Regions from separate parts of the Homo sapiens genome. Here region 2 is linked to region 1. A link is an interaction called in ENCODE POLR2A ChIA-PET data of the cell type or tissue named here. Cell type or tissue: HCT116. All regions are shown on one strand. Links, peaks and the distances in the headings refer to the core of each region. The heading gives the core; the rest is flanking DNA.

What was found. ChIA-PET counts read pairs that join two places held together with the same protein. Peaks named below come from ENCODE experiments on the same cell type or tissue, not always from the same donor. Only the 100,000 strongest peaks of a DNase experiment are listed, where the experiment ranks them.
Region 2: POLR2A ChIA-PET joins it to region 1 with 15 read pairs; 4 of 35 experiments call an interaction of 5 or more read pairs at or near these places.

What each region holds. Positions count from the first base shown.
Region 1 is chr6:30,808,745-30,819,244 of GRCh38, reverse strand. It overlaps LINC00243 (long intergenic non-protein coding RNA 243), which reads left to right. Exons shown (of 2, transcript NR_130726.1): 2 at 4,473-6,379. Among named protein-coding and RNA genes, the nearest start is that of LINC00243, 17 kb to the left of the region's middle. RefSeq lists an enhancer at 4,659-4,953. In HCT116, for the core only: no CTCF peak of the experiment used is centred there; DNase peaks (open chromatin) are centred at 3,794, 3,994, 4,544 and 4,794; H3K4me3 peaks cover 1,118 bases; H3K27ac peaks cover 2,500 bases.
Region 2 is chr6:31,016,904-31,024,311 of GRCh38, reverse strand. All of the region lies in intron 1 of MUC22 (mucin 22), which reads right to left. Among named protein-coding and RNA genes, the nearest start is that of MUC22, 10 kb to the right of the region's middle. In HCT116, for the core only: no CTCF peak of the experiment used is centred there; no DNase peak of the experiment used is centred there; H3K27ac peaks cover 509 bases.

The sequences.
Region 1 (10,500 bases), core at 3,518-6,017:
CTCTATTAAAACACAAAAATTTAGCCGGGCGTGGTGGCGCATGTCTGTAGTCCCAGCTACTCGGGAGGCTGAGGCAGGAGAATCGCTTGAACCCGGGAGACGGAGGTTGCAGTGAGCCAAGATTGCGCCACTGCACTCCGGCCTAGCGACAGAGCGAGACTCCATCTCAAAACAACAACAACAAAAAAAGAGTTCTCTGAGCAGGTAGCTTTTAGCCACACCTTTTATTTCCAGGCCTATACCTGTGTGGCAAAGGCTTAAATAGGAGGTATTTCTGAAGGAAAATTAACTCCAGTTTATTTAAATATACCATGCTTCGTGTATATATGTCCTCTCCTTCCAAACCGGAATTTCCAGTTAAATTCAAGGAATAATTATCAAGTAAATACAACATGACAAGAGCAAGGCTAAGTACAGGACAGTTCCTGCCTTAAGGAATCTAAGGTGAAAGGATAAGTCTAATGGAAGCGCATTCCAGTTTGCTGATGAGCACAAAAGCCATAGCAGCTAAGTGCCATGGGTTCCAGAGAAGGAAAGTGTCTCCGTGCAGGCTGGCTTCATAAAGGCTTCTGAGATAGGCCTAAAGGATAGATCAGATTTCAGGAAGTAAGCACAAGACAGGAATAAGCAAGAAATAATGATGACACACAAGGAATGGAGAGGAAAGAATGCCATCAGAAGAATATCTTCAGAGAATTGCACAATAAAGAGTAATGGTAAGGAAATTTTCTTATAGCTAAGGCCAAATATTGAGACTACAGAAATACCCTGGGAGGCTAGAGAGAGGCAACGTCATGGGGGTAAGATTGGTTTTTTGTTTGATTGGTTTTTTTTGGGGGGGGCGGTTAGGTTTTTTCTTTGGAGAAGGAGTCTCCCTCTGTCACCCAGGCTGGAGGGTAGTGGCGCAATCTCAGCTCACTGCAACCTCCGCCTCCCAGGTTCAAGCGATTCTCCTGCCTCAGCCTCCCGAGTAGCTTGGATTACAGGCAACCACCACCTCGGCCGAATGATTTTTGTATTTTTAGTAGAGACAGGGTTTCACCATGTTGGCCAGTCTGGTCTTGAACTCCTGACCTCAGGTGATCCATTCACCTTGGCCTCCCAAAGTGCTGGGATTATAGGTATGAGCCACATACCCAGCCAGATTGTTAAAATAATATTATTACAAGGAGGTGGGTAGAAAAGGCCAAAATCACTGCCCCATTAACTTTTCCTAGGCCCCAGTTCAGACCCAAACTCTTTTTAGACTTCCCTTTTCTACCATCATGGGCAGCACGGGTGTTGTGGCTCCGAGACCCCTCTTCTATCCAGCTCCCTGAAAAGAACAATGCCCACTAAAGGCTTGCTGGGAGTTGATCCATCACTTCTGGTTTGGTAGAATGTTTCCCTAAGGATCTCTTGAGCCCAGGAATTCAAGACCAGCCTGAGAAACATGGAAAAAACGCATCTCCACAAGAAATGCAAAAATGAATGGGGTGTGGTGGTGTGCGCCTGTAGTCCCTAAGGGCTGTCAGAACTTAGGAGGCTAAGACAGGAGGATTGCTTGAGCCCAGGAAGTCGAGGCTGCAGTGAGCCATGATCACACCACTGTACTCCAGCCTGGGCAACAGAGCAAGACCCTGTCTCAAAGAAAAAGTTTCCCTAATGTTGCCCACATGGGTAACTCCCTCCCACCTATCCCAGTTGTAATTAAGTGAGAACACTCTAGTCCTTGTTCTTAAATGAAGGAAGTGAAAATTTGTGAGGACAAGAATGTTCTGGGCCTGGTGACCTCCCGAAGTGAGCTTGGCAGCAAATCTTCCCATTTGCCTTGGGAAAGCCCTAAAAAAACCAGAGTATGGGATACTGATAGTGGTTATAATTGCTAACGAGGTTAGGGTTTTAACACATGACGCATGCTAAGTAGTCAAAATTCCCCATTTTACAGAAAGAGAAACTGAAGTTCAAAGATGCTATGTGCAATCCCCCTACATGGAGACACAGTCTGAGTCTAGTTTCTCAAGGCCTTGGCAGGGCCTGAGGGAGTGGGTAACATGGGTATGGCTTGTATACATTTATGAATTTTGTATCTGGGAAGCAATATGGAGAAATAGCCTGTAAGGAAGGAAAAGATTAGACACTATTTACTGCAGCTCCAAACAAAACTACACAGAGGCCAGGAGCAGTGGCTGATGCCTGTAATCCCAGCATTTTGGGAGGCCAAGGTGGGTGAATCACCTGAAGTCAGGAGTTTGAGACCAGCCTGGCGAACATGGTGAAACCCTGTCTCCACTAAAAGTACAAAAATTAGCCGGGTGTGGTGGCACACGCCTGTAATCCTACCTACTCAGGAGGCTGAGGCAGGAGAATCACTTGAACCTGGGAGGCAGAGGTTGCAGTGAGCTTGAGAGGTGACAGCCTGCTAGCAGTCCTCACAGCTCTCACTCGCTCTGGGCGCCTCCTCTGCCTGGGCTCCCACTTTGGCGGCATTTGAGGAGCCCTTCAGCCCACCGCTGCACTATGGGAGCCCCTTTCTGGGCTGGCCAAGGCCAGAGCCGGCTCCCTCAGCTTGCAGGGAGGTGTGGAGGGAGAGGCGCGAGCGGAACCGGGGCTGCGTGCAGTGCTTGCGGGCCAGCTGGAGTTCCGGGTGGGCGTGGGCTTGGCGGGCCCCGCACTCGGAGCAGCCGGCCGGCCCTGCCAGCCCCAGGCAGTGAGGGGCTTAGCACCCGGGCCAGCGGCTGCGGAGGGTGTACTAGGTCCCCCAGCAGTGCCGGCCCACCGGCGGTGCGCTCGATTTCTCGCCAGGCCTTAGCTGCCTTCGCACGGGGCAGGGCTCGGGACCTGCAGCCCGCCATGCCTGAGCCTCCCACCCCCTCCGTGGGCTCCTGTGCGGCCCAAGCCTCCCCGACGAGCGCCGCCCCCTGCTCCAGGGCCCCCAGTCCCATCGACCGCCCAAGGGCTAAGGAGTGTGAGCGCATGGCCCAGGACTGGCAGGCAGCTCCACCTGCAGCCCCGGTGCTGGATCCACTGGGTGAAGCCAGCTGGGCTCCTGAGTCTGGTGGGGACGTGGAGAGTCTTTATGTCTAGCTCAGGGATTGTAAATACACCAATCGGCACTCTGTATCTAGCTCAAGGTTTGTAAACACACCAATCAGCACCCTGTGTCTAGCTCAGGGTTTGTGAGTGCCCCAATTGACACTCTACCTAGCTGCTCTAGTGGGCCCTTGGAGAACCTTTATGTCTAGCTCAGGGATTGTAAATACACCAATCGGCACTCTGTATCTAACTCAAGGTTTGTAAACACGCCAATCAGCACCCTGTGTCTAGCTCAGGGTTTGTGAGTGCACCAATCGACACTCTGTATCTAGCTGCTCTGGTGGGGCCTTGGAGAACCTTTACATTTAGCTCAGGGATTGTAAATACACCAATCGGCACTCTGTATCTAACTCAAGGTTTGTAAACACGCCAATCAGCACCCTGTGTCTAGCTCAGGGTTTGTGAGTGCACCAATCGACACTCTGTATCTAGCTGCTCTGGTGGGGCCTTGGAGAACCCGTGTGTCCATACTCTGTATCTAACTAATCTGATGGGGACGTGGAGAACCTTTGTATGTAGCTCAGGGATTGTAAACGCACCAATCAGCACCCTGTCAAAACAGGCCACTCGGCTCTACCAATCAGCAGGATGTGGGTGTGGCCAGATAAGAGAATAAAAGCAGGCTGCCCCAGCCAACAGTGGCAACTTGCTCCGGTCCCCTTCCACAGTGTGTAAGCTTTGTTCTTTTGCTCTTTGCAATAAATCTTGCTACTGCTCAGTCTTTGAGTCTACATTGCTTTTGTGAGCTGTAACACTCACTGCAAAGGTCTGCAGCTTCATTCCTGAAGCCAGTAAGACCACAAACCCACCAGAAGGAAGAAACTCCGAACACATCTGAACATCAGAAAGAACAAACTCCAGACATGCCACCTTAAGAGCTATAACACTCACCGTGAGGGTCCGTGGCTTCATTCTTGAAGTCAGTGAGACCAAGAACCCACCAATTCCGGACACAAGCTAAGATCACACCACACTGCATCCCAGCCTGGCAACAGAGCGAGACTGTCTCAAAAAAAAAAAAAGGCCGGGTGCCGTGGCTCACCTTTGTAATTCCAGCACTTTGAGAGGCTGAGGAGGGTGGATCACCTGAGGTCAGGAGTTCAAGACCAGCCTAGCCAACATTGTGAAACCCCGTCTCCACTAAAAATACAAAAAAATTAGCCAGATGTGGTGGGCGCCTGTAATCTCAGCTACTCAGGAGGCTGAGGCAGGAGAATCGCTTGAACCTGGAGCAGGGCTGGATGGGGGGTAGAGGTTGTAGTGAGCTGAGGTCAGGCCACCACACACAAGCCTGGGCAATAAGAGTGAAATGCCATCTCAATAAATATTGTGTTTGGTTCTTGAGTAACAAAAACTCAATACAATGGCCTAACTTCATAGGTGTTTATTTTTCCCAGTTATGAAGAAGACTTGAGCAGGCAGTCCAGAGCTGATACAGCTGCTCCAATCACCAGAGATGCAATCTCCTGCTAGATGTCTTCACATCTACCTTTCTATGTCACATGTGCAAGATGGTTGCTCTGCCTTCAGACATCACATTTACATTCCAGGCAGAAAGGAGAAGGAAAGAGCAAAAGATGTGTTCCGAACAAATCCATCTTAAAAACAAACAAGGGGAGGGGTAGCAGGAGAAAATTTAAAAAGAAGAAGAAGAAAAACAAAAACAGGAAAGCCGTTGTTTCCCTAAAAGCCCCATCAAGCCGACTTCTACCGGTGACTCATTACCCAGTCATGTGGCCACCCCTGGATTCAAGGCAGTCTGAGGAGGTGAGTGTTTCAAAGAGGCACATGGATGCCACAGACAAAATCAAGTTTCCATGGTTGAAGGAGAAGAGGACGATAGAGTTTGGGGAGGCAGCAGGCTACGTCTGCCACAGAAGATATAAAGATATGGAGCCACACGAGAAGATGGGGGAGGCTGCCAAAAAAGTCCACTGGGTACAGGTGAGGAGCAGGTGACATTGGAGTTGCTCCATCTGAGGAGCCCGCACCTGCAATGGCTTGTGCTCCTGCTCCTGTGGGTATAGGCACAAGGCTGATGCCGAGAGAGTGAGTTGTTTCTGTTGGGGTTCAGAACACAATACCCCAAAGTATGGCGATGAGTACTTAACTAAAGGACATTGGAAGGCCTCAGAAGCAGCCTCAGATCCAAGGTCCCTCTGACCTGCTCCTGCCCTCCTGTCTCTCTCGTCCCTCGTTCTCCCCTGAAGTGAGTCATAGAAACCAGAATCCTCTTCCCCACGGTAGGTCCTAGAAACTAGAACCCTTTTTCCCCGAAGCAAAAGCCATAAAAACTGGAATTATTACTCTAAACTCTCCTTGACTTTTTGTCCAGAAGATGGCCATAAAGAAATTCTCAGCTAGGTGTGGTGGCTCGTATCTGTAATCCCAGCACTTTGAGAGGCCAAGGTGGGAGGATCACTTGAGGCCAGGAGTTTGAGATCGGCCTGGGCAACATAGTAAGACCCCCATCTCTACAAAACTTTTTTTTTTAAACTTACCTAAGCGTGGTGGTACACCTGTAGTCTCAGCTACTTAGGAGGCTGAGGTGGGAGGGACCCTGCTCTGGCTGTGACTGCTTTATCACAGGGAGTGCCTATCTGTGGGCTGCTTTCTACACATTAAAGCATTTTCAGAAAGGGCCAACATCAGCCTTGGAAAAAAGGAGGAAGAGCCACGGAGAGTCTCCCTTTATCTTCCCCTTATGTGATGTGAGAGTGCACATGACTGTGTGCACATACACACACACACACACACCACACACACACACCCCACAGGCACACAGGGTCAAGAACATGCTGGGCAGAGCTTAAGCCACTGAATGTTTCAGTAGGAATCATGATATCTAAAAATAGGACAGCTGATAAGGGGGTTCTTACTACTCACAGTTCCTGGAATTATATGCAATTGCATCTTGGAAACTCAACAAATAAACAGTTAGTATGGAATTAAGGAATTAAGTTTGGTGAAGTTCAAAGAAGCTGATGTTACTCACAAGAGTAAATAGAGAGGAAACCGGGCGTGGTGGCTTCACGCCTGTAATTCTAGCACTTTGGGAGGCCAAGACGAGCAGATCACTTGAGGTAGAGAGTTTGAGACCAGCCTGGCCAACATGATGAAACCCTGTTCTCTACTAAAAATACAAAAATTAGCTGGGTGTGGTGGCAGGCACCTGCAATCCCAGCTACATGGGAGGCTGAGGCAGGAGAATCGCTTGAACCCAGGAGACAGGGGTTGCAGTGAGCCAAGATCACACCACTGCACTCCAGCCTGGGCGACAGAGCAAGACTCCCTCTCAGGAAAGAAAAAAAAAAAAAAAGTAAATAGAGAGGAAAGCACAGGCCAGGGTAAAGAGCTCCATGTAGGGCTGGGCGCGGTGGCTCACGCCTGCGGTCCCAGCACTTTGGGAGGCCGAGGCGGGCGGATCACAAGGTCATGAGATCGAGACCATCCTAGCTAACATGGTGAAACCCCGTCTCTACTAAAAATACAAAAATTAGCCGGGGGTGGTGGGCGCCTGTAGTCCCAGCTACTCGGGAGGCTGAGGCAGGAGAATGGTGTGAATCCAGGAGGTGGAGCTTGCAGTGAGCCGAGATCACACCACTGCACTCCAACTTGGGCAACAGAGTAAGACTCCACCTCAAAAAAAAAAAAAAAAAGAGCTCCATGTATGATTCGTGTATAATGCTGCGGGCATTTGGAGTGCAGCCAACAGCCCCCTTGCAGAGACCCAGTGTTCATTGTCCCTTCCTTCTTCTAGCAGAACCCCAATTTTATTTTGTTTAGCAAAGTTCTATGCTTTAAATTTTTTTTTGCCTCAAACTGCCATGCAGGTAGGAGTGGTGGTGTGGCATAGGGCTGGCCAATGAGATGTTAGCCTAAGTCATGTAAAGGGGACTTTCAGAAAAGTTCTTTTCTAGGACTGACTCAACTGGCATGGGCCCCCTTTGCCTTTTACTCTCCCACTTCCTCCAGCCTGAAACAAAACCATGATGGTCTGAACTCCAGCCATCAACTGGAGAGCACTTAATCACTTTTTCAGTAAATACATGCCAGGCCCTGTTTTCAGTTCTAGGAACTTACCATAAAGAAAACAGATAAAAATCTCTGGCTTCAAGGAGCTTACAGTCTAGTGAGAGGAAACAAATTATAAGCAAACAAATATATAGTATTTCAGAATATGGTAAGTGTTAAGGAAAATAAATTAAGAAATGAGATTCTTATTATCTTTAGGGACACTCTCACTCCATCTCCTTCTGTTGCCCACACTAGAGTGCAGTGGTGCGATCATAGCTCACTGTAACCTCAAACACCTGGGCTCAAGTGATCCTCCTGCCACAGCCTCCTGAGTAGCTGGGACTACAGGTGTATACCACTACATCTGGCTAATTTTTTTTTTATTTTTTATTTTTGTAGAGACGGAGTCTTGCTACATTCCCCAGGCTGGTCTCAAGCTCCTGGCCTCAAGTGATCTTCCTATCCTAACCTCACAAGGGGCTGGGATTATAGGTGTGAGCCACCACACCACCCAGAAATGAGATTCTTTTTATTTTTGTTTGTTTGTTTGTTTGTTTTGAGACAGAGTCTCACTCTGTCACCCAGGCTGGAGTGCAGGGGCACATTCTCGGCTCACTGCAGCCTCCACCTCCAGGTTCAAGTGATTTTCGTGCCTCAGCCTCCCAAGTAGCTGGAGTTACAGGAATATGCCACTACACCCAGCTATTTTTTTTTTTTTTTTTTTTTTTAGTAGAGACAGGATTTCACTATGTTGGCCGGGCTAGTCTCAAACTCCTGACCTCAAGTGATCTGCCAGCCTTGGCTTCCCAAAGTGTAGGGATTATAGGCGTGAGCCACTGCACCCCGCCCAGAAATGAGATTCCTGATGCTCGATCAAGTCAGGGTGGTGGCTCAGAAGGCTGGATGGACCTGGGGGTTGTAAAGGTAGCCAGGGTTTGTTTTAATCAGGTGTGGCAAGACGTGCAGACACAGGAATCACTTTCATGGAGGAAGACATTTACTCACAGTTCCCTAGAAACATGCATGAGGCATGGCATGGCGTGCAGGGGTGCCCCATGGGGAAGCACCTGAGTCAGTCAGGAGGCAGTGGGAGTGAAAGGAAAATGTGGGCAAGAGCCTTTATTGTGGTTTCACAGGCAGGAGTGTGCAGGCAGGTAAGCAAGTTCAGGCTCGGCTAGTTTGAATAATTTCAGCAGCCTCTGGGGCATAGGGGCTGTCCCTAGCTCTCTAGTACTGGTCCTGGGCTGACTAGGGGAATTGCAGCTAGGAGTGGCAGAGCCTGATGAAGGTGGTGGTTGGGAGGATGGGGTCTAGCTTGGTTGATCTACATATGACAGGCGAGTTCTTTGCTTCTAGGAATTAGCTCAACCTGGGAGAGGCAGTCACTCCAGGGTCAGCAAGACCCCACGATGTGGAAGTATCAGAATATAGAAACTAGAAAACATGGTTAATTACACTAGGTTCTTGCCAATATTGCTATGCTATTAGGATCCCTGCTCTCACCTCTAGATTTATTCTAAATGCAGAAAAATTAAACTCTCAATTTTTTATGCCACTGTTTTTCAGGTTTCTATTACTGGTTAGGTGAATGCCAGGCCTGTACTGATAATGATCCTAAAGAAGACTCCTCTTTCATACGGCCTAGTAACCGATTCTCAGATCTTATCCATATAAATAGGCTGTTAGTCAAACAAGAAAAATAGCAAGATAAGTAACAGATCCTTCACAGAGTAACTACTCTCATCTATGTGCGTGCACACACACACAAACACACACACTAGTGCGAAAATAAAATGATTTTTCACAGACTTTTTCTGAAGATTGAAGATTTCAAAACAGTCTGAAAAAAAGTTTCAAAAGTGGTCCTGAAGTTAGCTTTACATCAATGCATTAAATATTAACTTTTTTTTTTTTTTGAGATGGAGTCTCACTCCGTCACCCAGGCTGGAGTGCAGTGATGCCATCTCGGCTCACTGCAACTCCTGTCTCCCGGGTTCAAGTGATTCTGCTGCCTCAGCCTCCCAAGTAGCTAGGATTACAGGCATGCACCACCATGCCTGGCTAATATTTTTGTATTTTTAGTAGAGATGGTGTTTCACCATGTTGGCCAGGCTGGTCTCGAACTCCTGACCTCAAGTGATCCACCCGCTTTGGCCTCCCAAAGTGCTGGGATTACAGGCGTGAGCCACTGTGCCCGGCCTAAATATTAACCTTATATGAACAAAAAGAGAAACGAGGATATATGGAGAGAGTAAAAGAGAAGTGAGGCACGGTGAGAAATTGGGAAGGGAGACCTGAGCCTTTGTCTATAGCGAAGGTTGAAAATTCAGCCACCTGCAGGGGCAAAGCAGAAAATGCAAATGAGGTAGCAGGCTTGGGATAAGAAAGACCTGGCTCTTGTTCTCTGTTTTCCCTTTTTTCAGTAAAGATATAGGTAGAAACTAAAATTTGTCTGCTAGAGGAAAAAATAACTACTCAAGCTAAATAATAAATGCCAATTGGCACTTTCCCTCAGTGTTAAGGAGGCCAGGAGGCATGGAGTGGGCACTGGTGAACAGAGTGGGGCAGCCACCGCCCAGCTCCATCAACTGTTACTAGCAATCGGTGTAGGTCGCATGATGCCAGATAGCCTGATTTTTTTTTAAGCTGTAAAACTGGGATTTCTGTTTAGAGACCGGGTCTCACCCCAGTCTGGAGTGCAATGGCACTATCATAAAACACTGCAGCCTGGAACTCCTGGGCTGAAACAATCCTCCCTCCTCAGCCTCTCAAATTAAATTGTAGGTGTGAACCACCACACCCAGCTGATTTTTATTATTTTTTGTAAAGACAGGGTCTCACTGTGTTGCCCATGTTGCCCAGGATAAAATCTGGATTTTTATGTGAAATCTCCAATTCTTAATTGTTGAGATTGAAGACTTTTTTTCTTCTTTTTTTTTGGAGCCAGGGTCTTGCTCTGTCACCCAAGCTGGAGTGCAGTAGCACAATCAAAGTTTTCTACAGCCTTGACCTCCTGGGCTCAAGCAGTCCTCCCAGCTCAGCCTCCCCAGAAGCTGACTACAGACTACAGGTGTGTAGCATCATGCCTGGCTAATTTTTGTATTTTTTATAAAGACGGGGTCCTACTGTGTTGCCCAGGCTGGTCCCAAACTCCTGGGCTCAAGCAATCCTCCCAACTCGGCCTCCCAAAGTGCTGGAGTTACACGCATGAGCCACTGCTCCCAGTTCCTGAAGACAATATTTTGGATAAACGTTCTCTTAGCAAATTATATGTTTCTGCAGAGCAGATACTCAGGCAGTAGGCCATCGGTTTGCACTTCTATTATGCTGAACAAATGAGATAGGAAGCTGTTGCAAAGAAAGGAAGGGGAAAAGCAAGGGGCTAGCTGACAGTAAGAAAGACTGGGA
Region 2 (7,408 bases), core at 134-2,633, 210 kb before region 1:
GCTGCCACCTGATCCTTAGATCCCTTTCAAGTTTTGTTAGTTGTTCTAATAATGTCTTTAATAGTAAACCAGTTCAATTCAGAATCGTGTGTTGTTTTTCGTTGTTCTGTCTCTTTAGTCTTCTTCAGTCTGGTGCAGTTCTTCAGTCTTCCTTTGATCTTCATAACTTTTAACCTTTGAAGATTACAGGTCAATTATTTTATAGAATTTTCCTTAAACTGAGTTTTTGTAATGTTTCATCATGATTAGGCTCATGTTATTAATCTTTGCCAGGAAAACCACTGAAGTGATGCTGTATTCTTCTCTTTGCATACTATCAGGTGACAGATAATATCAATGTGTCCCATCATTGATGATGTTCTCTTGGATTACTTGATTAAGAAGGTGTATCCAGGCTGGTTTTTCTCCCTTTGTAGTTAGTAAATATTGTGTTGTGATTATAATTATGAAATGTCTCTCTTTATCCCTAATAATATACCTCTTCTTAAGCCTATTTTGTCTGATTTTGAAATAGTCACTCAATTTTTTTCTAAATTGATGTTAGCATGGCTAACATACAGTATGGCCGTATCTTTCTTCCTCTTATTTTTATCCTATTGTTTACCCTATTTGTAGTTATAGTTAGTTAAAATGTATTTCTTGGTTGAATATTATTTATTTGGGGCTTTCTTTTTTAACCAATGTGTCAATCTCTGCCTTTTAATTGTGGTGTCTGGACCATATACATTTAATGTAATTATAAATACGTTGGGTCTGATTCTTTTTTAGAGACAGAGTCTTGCTCTGTCACTCAGGCTATAATGCAGTGGCACAATCACGGCTGACTGCAGCCTTGACTTTCTAAGCTCAAGAAATCCTCCTGCCTCAGCCTCCGAACTATCTAGGATCACAGGCACGAGTCATGATGCCTGGCTAATTACTTTTTAATTTTTATTTCTTGTAAAGATGGGGTCTCCCTATGTTGCCTGGGCTTGTCTCGAACTCCTGGGCTCAAGTAATCTTCCTGCCTCAGCCCCAAAAAGTGCTGGAATTACAAGTGTGAACCACTGTAGCTGGCCCTGAATTTAATAGTCTTCATATTTGTTTTCTATTTTTCTCGTCTGATCTTCTTACCTTTTCCTCCATTTTTCGCCTTTTTTTTTTTTAATTAACCCAGTATTTTGTTTTTTGTTTTGTTTTGTTTTTTGAGCGTCTTGATCTGTCACTCAGGCTGGAGTGCAGTGATGGGATCTCAGCTCACTGCCAATTCCACTTCCCAGGTTCAAGTGATTCTCCTGCCTCGGCCTCCTGAGTAGCTGGAACCACAGGCATGCGCCACCACGCCCAGCTAATTTTTGTATTTTTAGTAGAGACAGGGTTTCACCACGTTGCCCAGGCTGGTCTCTAACTCCTGGCCTCAAGTGATCCACCTGCCTCAGCCTCCCAAAGGGCTAGGATTACAGGCATAAACCGCTGCACCATGACCTGAGTCATTTTTGACCCCATTTTATTTCCACCATTAGCTTATTAAATATCATTCTTATTTGTGTGCCTTTGCTCTAGGATTTACGATATACACCTTTATCACTGTCTACCTCCCAGTGAGCTCATTCCTCTTCCTGTAAAGGCATGAGAGTCTCAACACAGTACACTTCCATTTCCTTTTTCTATCCCTTGTACCACTGTTGTCATACATTTTATGTCTACATATAAGCCTCATAATTCATTATTACTCAAGTATATTATCTTTTAAAATTTAAATGAAAAAAATTTTATTTTTACCCATATATTTATCATTTCCAGCACACTTCATTCTTTTTTGCATAGATCTAAATTTTTTCTTCCTGAAGAACTTTTACATTTAAAAAAAAATGTCAGTCTTGCCTGTCGATTCACGCCTGTAATCCCAGCATTTTGGGAAGCAGAGGCAGGCAGATCACCAGGAGTTCGATACCAGCCTAACCAAAATTGAGAACCCCCATCTGTACTAAAAATACAAAATTAGCCAGGCATGGTGTGGCTAATTACATGCCTGTAATCCCAGCTACTCGAGAAGCTGAGGCAGGAAAATCGCTTGAACCCAGTGTGTCTGGAATTGGTGGGTTCTTGGTCTCACTGACTTCAAGAATGAAGCCACAGACCCTCACAGTGAGTGTTACAGCTCTTAAGGTGGCATGTCTGGAGTTTGCTCCTTCTGATGTTCAGATGTGTTCGGAGTTTCTTCCTTCTGGTGGGTTTGTGCTCTCGCTGGCTCATGAGTGAAGCTGCAAACCTTCACAGTGAGTGTTAGCAACTCTTAAGCCCATGCGTGTGGAATTGTTCCTTCCTCTCAGTGGGCTCGTGGGCTCGCTGGCTTCAGGAGTGAAGCTGCAGACCTTTACGGTGAGTGTTACAGATCATAAAAACAGTGTAGACCCAAAAAGTGAGCAGTAGCAAAATCTATTGCAAAGAGCAAAAGAACAAAGTTTCCACAGTGTGGAAAACGACCCAAGCAGGTTGCCACTGCTGGCTCGGGCAGCCTGCTTTTATTCTCTTATCTGGCCCCACCCACATCCTGCTGATTGGTAGAGCCGAGTGGTCTGTTTTGACAGGGTGCTGATTGGTGCGTTTACAATCCCTGAGCTACATACAAAGGTTCTCCACGTCCCCATCAGATTAGTTAGATACAGAATATGGACACAGAGGTCCTCCAAGGCCCCTCCAGAGCAGCTAGATACAGAGTGTCGATTGGTGCACTCACAAACTTTGAGCTAAACACAGGGTGCTGATTGGTGTGTTTACAAACCTTGAGCTAGATACAGAGTGCCGATTGGTGTATTTACAATCCCTGAGCTAGACATAAAGGTTCTCCAAGGCCCCACGAGAGCAGCTAGATACAGAGTGTTGATTGGTGCACTCACAAACCCTGAGCTAGACACAGGGTGCTGATTGGTGTGTTTACAAACCTTGAGCTAGATACAGAGTGCCGATTGGTGTATTTACAATCCCTGAGCTAGACATAAAGGTTCTCCAAGGCCCTACCAGAGCAGCTAGATACAGAGTGTCCATTGGTGTACTCACAAATCCTGAGCTACACACAGGGTGCTGATTGGTGTATTTACAATCCCTAAGCTAGACATAAAGACTCTCCACGTCCTCACCAGACTCAGGAGCCCAGCTGGCTTCACCCAGTGGATCCCGCCCCGGGGCCGCAGGTGGAGCTGCCTGCCAGTCCTACGCCATGCGCTCACAGTCCTCAGCCCGTGGGCGGTCGGTGGGACTGGGCGCCCTGGAGCAGGGGGCGGCGCTCATCGGGGAGGCTCCGGCCGCACAGAAGCCCATGGAGGGGGTGGGAGGCTCAGGCATGGCGGGCTGCAGGTCCCCAGCCCTGCCCCATGGGAAGACAGCTAAGGCCCAGTGAGAAATCCAGTGCAGCGCCAGTGGGCCGGCACTGCTGGGGGACCTAGTACACCCTCCGCAGCCACTGGCCCGGGTGCTAAGCCCCTCACTGCCCGGGGCCTGCAGGGCCCGCTGGCTGCTTCGAGTGCGGGGCCGCCAAGCCCACGCCTACCTGGAACTGCAGCTGGCCCGCAAGCGCCGCGCACAGTCCCGGTTCCCGCTCGCACCTCTCCCTCCACACCTCCCTGCAAGCTGAGGGAGCCGGCTCTGGCCTCGGCCAGCCCAGAAAGGGACTCCCACAGTGCAGCGGTGGGCTGAAGGGCTCCTCAAGTGCCGCCAAAGTGGGAGCCCAGGCAGAGGAGGTGCTGAGAGCAAGCGAGGGCTCTGAGGACTGCCAGCACGCTGTCACCTCTCACCGGGAGGCAGAGGTTGCAGTGAGCCAAGATCGTGCCATTACGCTCCAGCCTGGGGCAACAAGAGCGAAACTCCGTATCAAAAAAAAAAAAAAAAAAAGTCAATTTCCAGGAGGCAAGGTCTTCCAGTTTTTGCTTGTCTAGAAAAGCCTTCATTTCATCTTCATATTGAAAATATTCTTACTCCGTGTAATTCTAGGTTGATAAAGTATTTTTTTCTTTCAGTATTTTAATGATGTTGCTTCTTTATCTTCTGGTTGTCATGGTTTTTCACAGGAAGTCTGTTATGCTTGTCTTTGCTCCTCTCTATACAATGTGTCTTTTCTAGCTCATTCTAGGATTTCCCTTTTATCACTGATTTTTAGTTATTTGATTACGTTGTACTTTGGTATGATTTTTTAAAGTTTATTTTGCTTGATATTTGTTGAGTTCTTGGGATCTGTGAGTTTATAGTTTTCATCAAATTTAATTTTTTCAGCTACTATTTCTTTAAACATGTTTTCGGTTCCCTTTTTTTCTGGAACTTCAATAATACATATTGCAGACAAAACATTGTCTCACAAAATCACTGGTATTCTATTCATTCATTTTCAGCCCATACTCCCTCCACCCCATACTCCCTCTCACCCTCACAAGATTCTGACAAAACATGCCAGGCTGCCACTCTGTGGAGAAGTCCACTTCATCCAATTTAGTTTCTTGCTCTGTCACCCAGGCTGGAGTGCAGTGGTGCTATCTCGGCTCATTGCAACTTCCACCTCCCGGGTTCAAGGGATTCTCCTGCCTCAGCCTCCTGAGTAGCTGGAAATACAGACATGCGCTACCACACCCAGCTAATTTTTGTATTTCTAGTAGAAACAGAGTTTTGCCATGTTGGCCAGGCTGCCCTCGAACTCCTGACCTCAGGTGATCTGCCCACCTCAGCCTCCCAAAGTGCTAGGATTACAGGCGTGAGCCACCGCACCCGGCCCAGTTCAGTTTCTTATATCCTTCTCTGGGCCACTGCTGTCTCCCCTCCTGTCCAACCCTGATATCTGCTTTGCTCTGCCTCACCTAATGATCTGGGGCTTAATCATTCAGGAAGGGAAGAGAAAGTAGAAAACAAAATTGATTTATGTTTTTAAAAGATGCTGTGTGAAAACGGGCATGTAGGAGGGCAAGAGTGAAAAAATTAAGAGCAGTAATTATTGCTTGAACTAGGATGGTAGCAGGGGAGATACCTTTCAGTGGATGAATACAAGCTATGTTTTGAAATTAGAAAAGTAGAACCAATAGGAAGTGTTGAAAGGCTGCATGTGGTGGATGACACGAAAAGAAGTCAAGAACAACTTCTAGCTTTGGGGCTTACGCAGAGTTGGAAATTAGTTCTATTTATCTGAATGAATAGGGATGAAGTGGAAGTTGGAAATATTAGACTTTGAACTTTTTGTGCCCATTAGATATCCAGGAGACTGTTGGCAGTTGGAAACCTGCACTTAGTTCTTAGAGGAGAAATCAGATCAAAAGACGTGAAACTGGAAGTCATTTAAATATACATTGTATTTAAAGCCATGAAGCTGACTGAGATCGCTTGTCTGGGAGAGTATGTTGGAGAATAGGGCGCTGGACCAAGCTCTGGCCACTGCATCACTCAGATAGAGGAGGAGACGCAAATGAATGAGACTGAGAAGGAGCATCCACTAAGGCAGAAAGAAAACTCTAAAAAGTGAATCAAGGAAGTCAAGAGAATAGAGAGGCTCTAGAAAAATATGGCAGTTAACTGAATTGATTTTTGCAGAGAGATCAAGTAAGATATGGCCTGGGCCATGTCCATTGGATTCAGAGACAATATGGAAGTGAGTTTAGTTTATTGAAAACAGATTTGCATGATGGGGTAGACCCCAATTGGAATGAATAAAAGAATAAGTATATATGGAGGCTTACGGATTTCATAGAAGAATAAAAAGTAGAGAAATAACAAAACACATACCTCCACAAGGACAAACGATGGAGAGATAACAGCAGAGGAGATATTTTTGTTTTTTTGAAGGTAATAGGCAGATGAGTGGTAACTCTCCAACACAACAGAGAAAGCTTCAACATACAGGCCTCCATTGGGGGTGAGAGTAAGTCAACTACTGGTAGATTATTAATTCTGTGGAATCCTGGAAAGATTCGGGAATTGCAACTGGGTTCCTCTAAAGATTTGGGTGTGGCATGTGACTAAATACAGGAAGGATAGTTGAAATACAATGTAGCTAGGAACTGTCTCTCAGCTCCAGATCACTCCTTCCACTCAAGCACTTGGATGAATACACCTCTCTTCCTTTTAACAGCTTAGGGTTTTATCTCTGGAGATACTGAAACCAAAGAAACTCTAGATCAGTAATCCCAGGCACTGCTGAAGGCAGGAGTGAAAGTGTATCCAGAATTGGTGGGTTCTTGGTCTGACTTCAACAATGAAGCCGTGGACTCTCGCCGTGAGTGTCACAGTTCTTACAAGTGGTGTGTCCTGAGTTTGTTCCTTCTGATGTTCAGATGTGTTCGGCGTTTCTTCTGGTGGGTTCGTGATCTCACTGGCCTCAGGAGTGAAACTGCAGATTTTCGCAGTGAGTGTTACAACTCATAAACGCAGTGTGGACTCAAAGAGTGAGCAGCAGCAATATTTATCACAAAGAGTGAAAGAACAAAGTTTCCACACTATAGAAGAGTACCCAAGCGGATTGCCACTGCTGGCTCAGGGCAGCCTGCTTTTATTCCCTTATCTGGTGGCACCCACATCCTACTGATTGGTCCATTTTACAGAGCGCCGATTGGTTTTACAGAGAGCTGATTGGTCTGTTTTGACAAGGTGCTGATTGGTGTGTTTACAATCCCTGAGCTAGACACAAAAGTTCTCCAAGTCCCCACAGAGCACTGATTGGTGCATTTACAAACCTTGAGCTATACACAGGGTGCTGATTGGTATGTTTACAAACCTTGAGCGAGACACAGGGTGCTGATTGGTGTATTTACAATCCCTTAGCTAGACATAAAGATTCTCCAAGTCCCCACCAGATTAGCTAGACACAGGGTGCTTACTGGTGTGTTTACAAACCTTGAGCTAGACACAGAGTGCTGATTGGTGTATTTACAATCCCTTAGCTAGACATAAAGATTCTCCGAGTCCCCACCAGATTAGCTAGACACAGGGTGCTGATTGGTGCATTTGCAAACCTTGAGCTAGACACAGAGTGCTGATTGGTGTATTTACAATCCCTTAGCTAGACATAAAGGTTCTCCAAGTCCCCACTACACTCAGGAGCCCAGCTGGCCTCACCTAGTGGATCCCGCACCTGGGCCGCAGATGGAGCTGCCCGTCAGTCCCACGCCGTGCGCCAGTACTCCTCAGCCCTTGGGCAGTCTATGGGACCGGGTGCCGCAAAGCAAGGGGCAGCGCTCGTCTGGGAGGTTCTGGCTGCACAGGAGCCCATGGCGGCGTGGGGGAGGCTCAGGCATGGCGGGCTGCAGGTCCCAAGCCGTGCCCCTCAGGGAGGCAGCTGAGGTCCGGCGAGAATTGGAGCGCAGCACCCGCTGGCACTGCTGGGGAACCTGGCGCACCCTCCGCAGCTGCTGGCCCGGGTGCTAAGTTCCTCACTGCCTGGGGCCAGCTGTGCTGG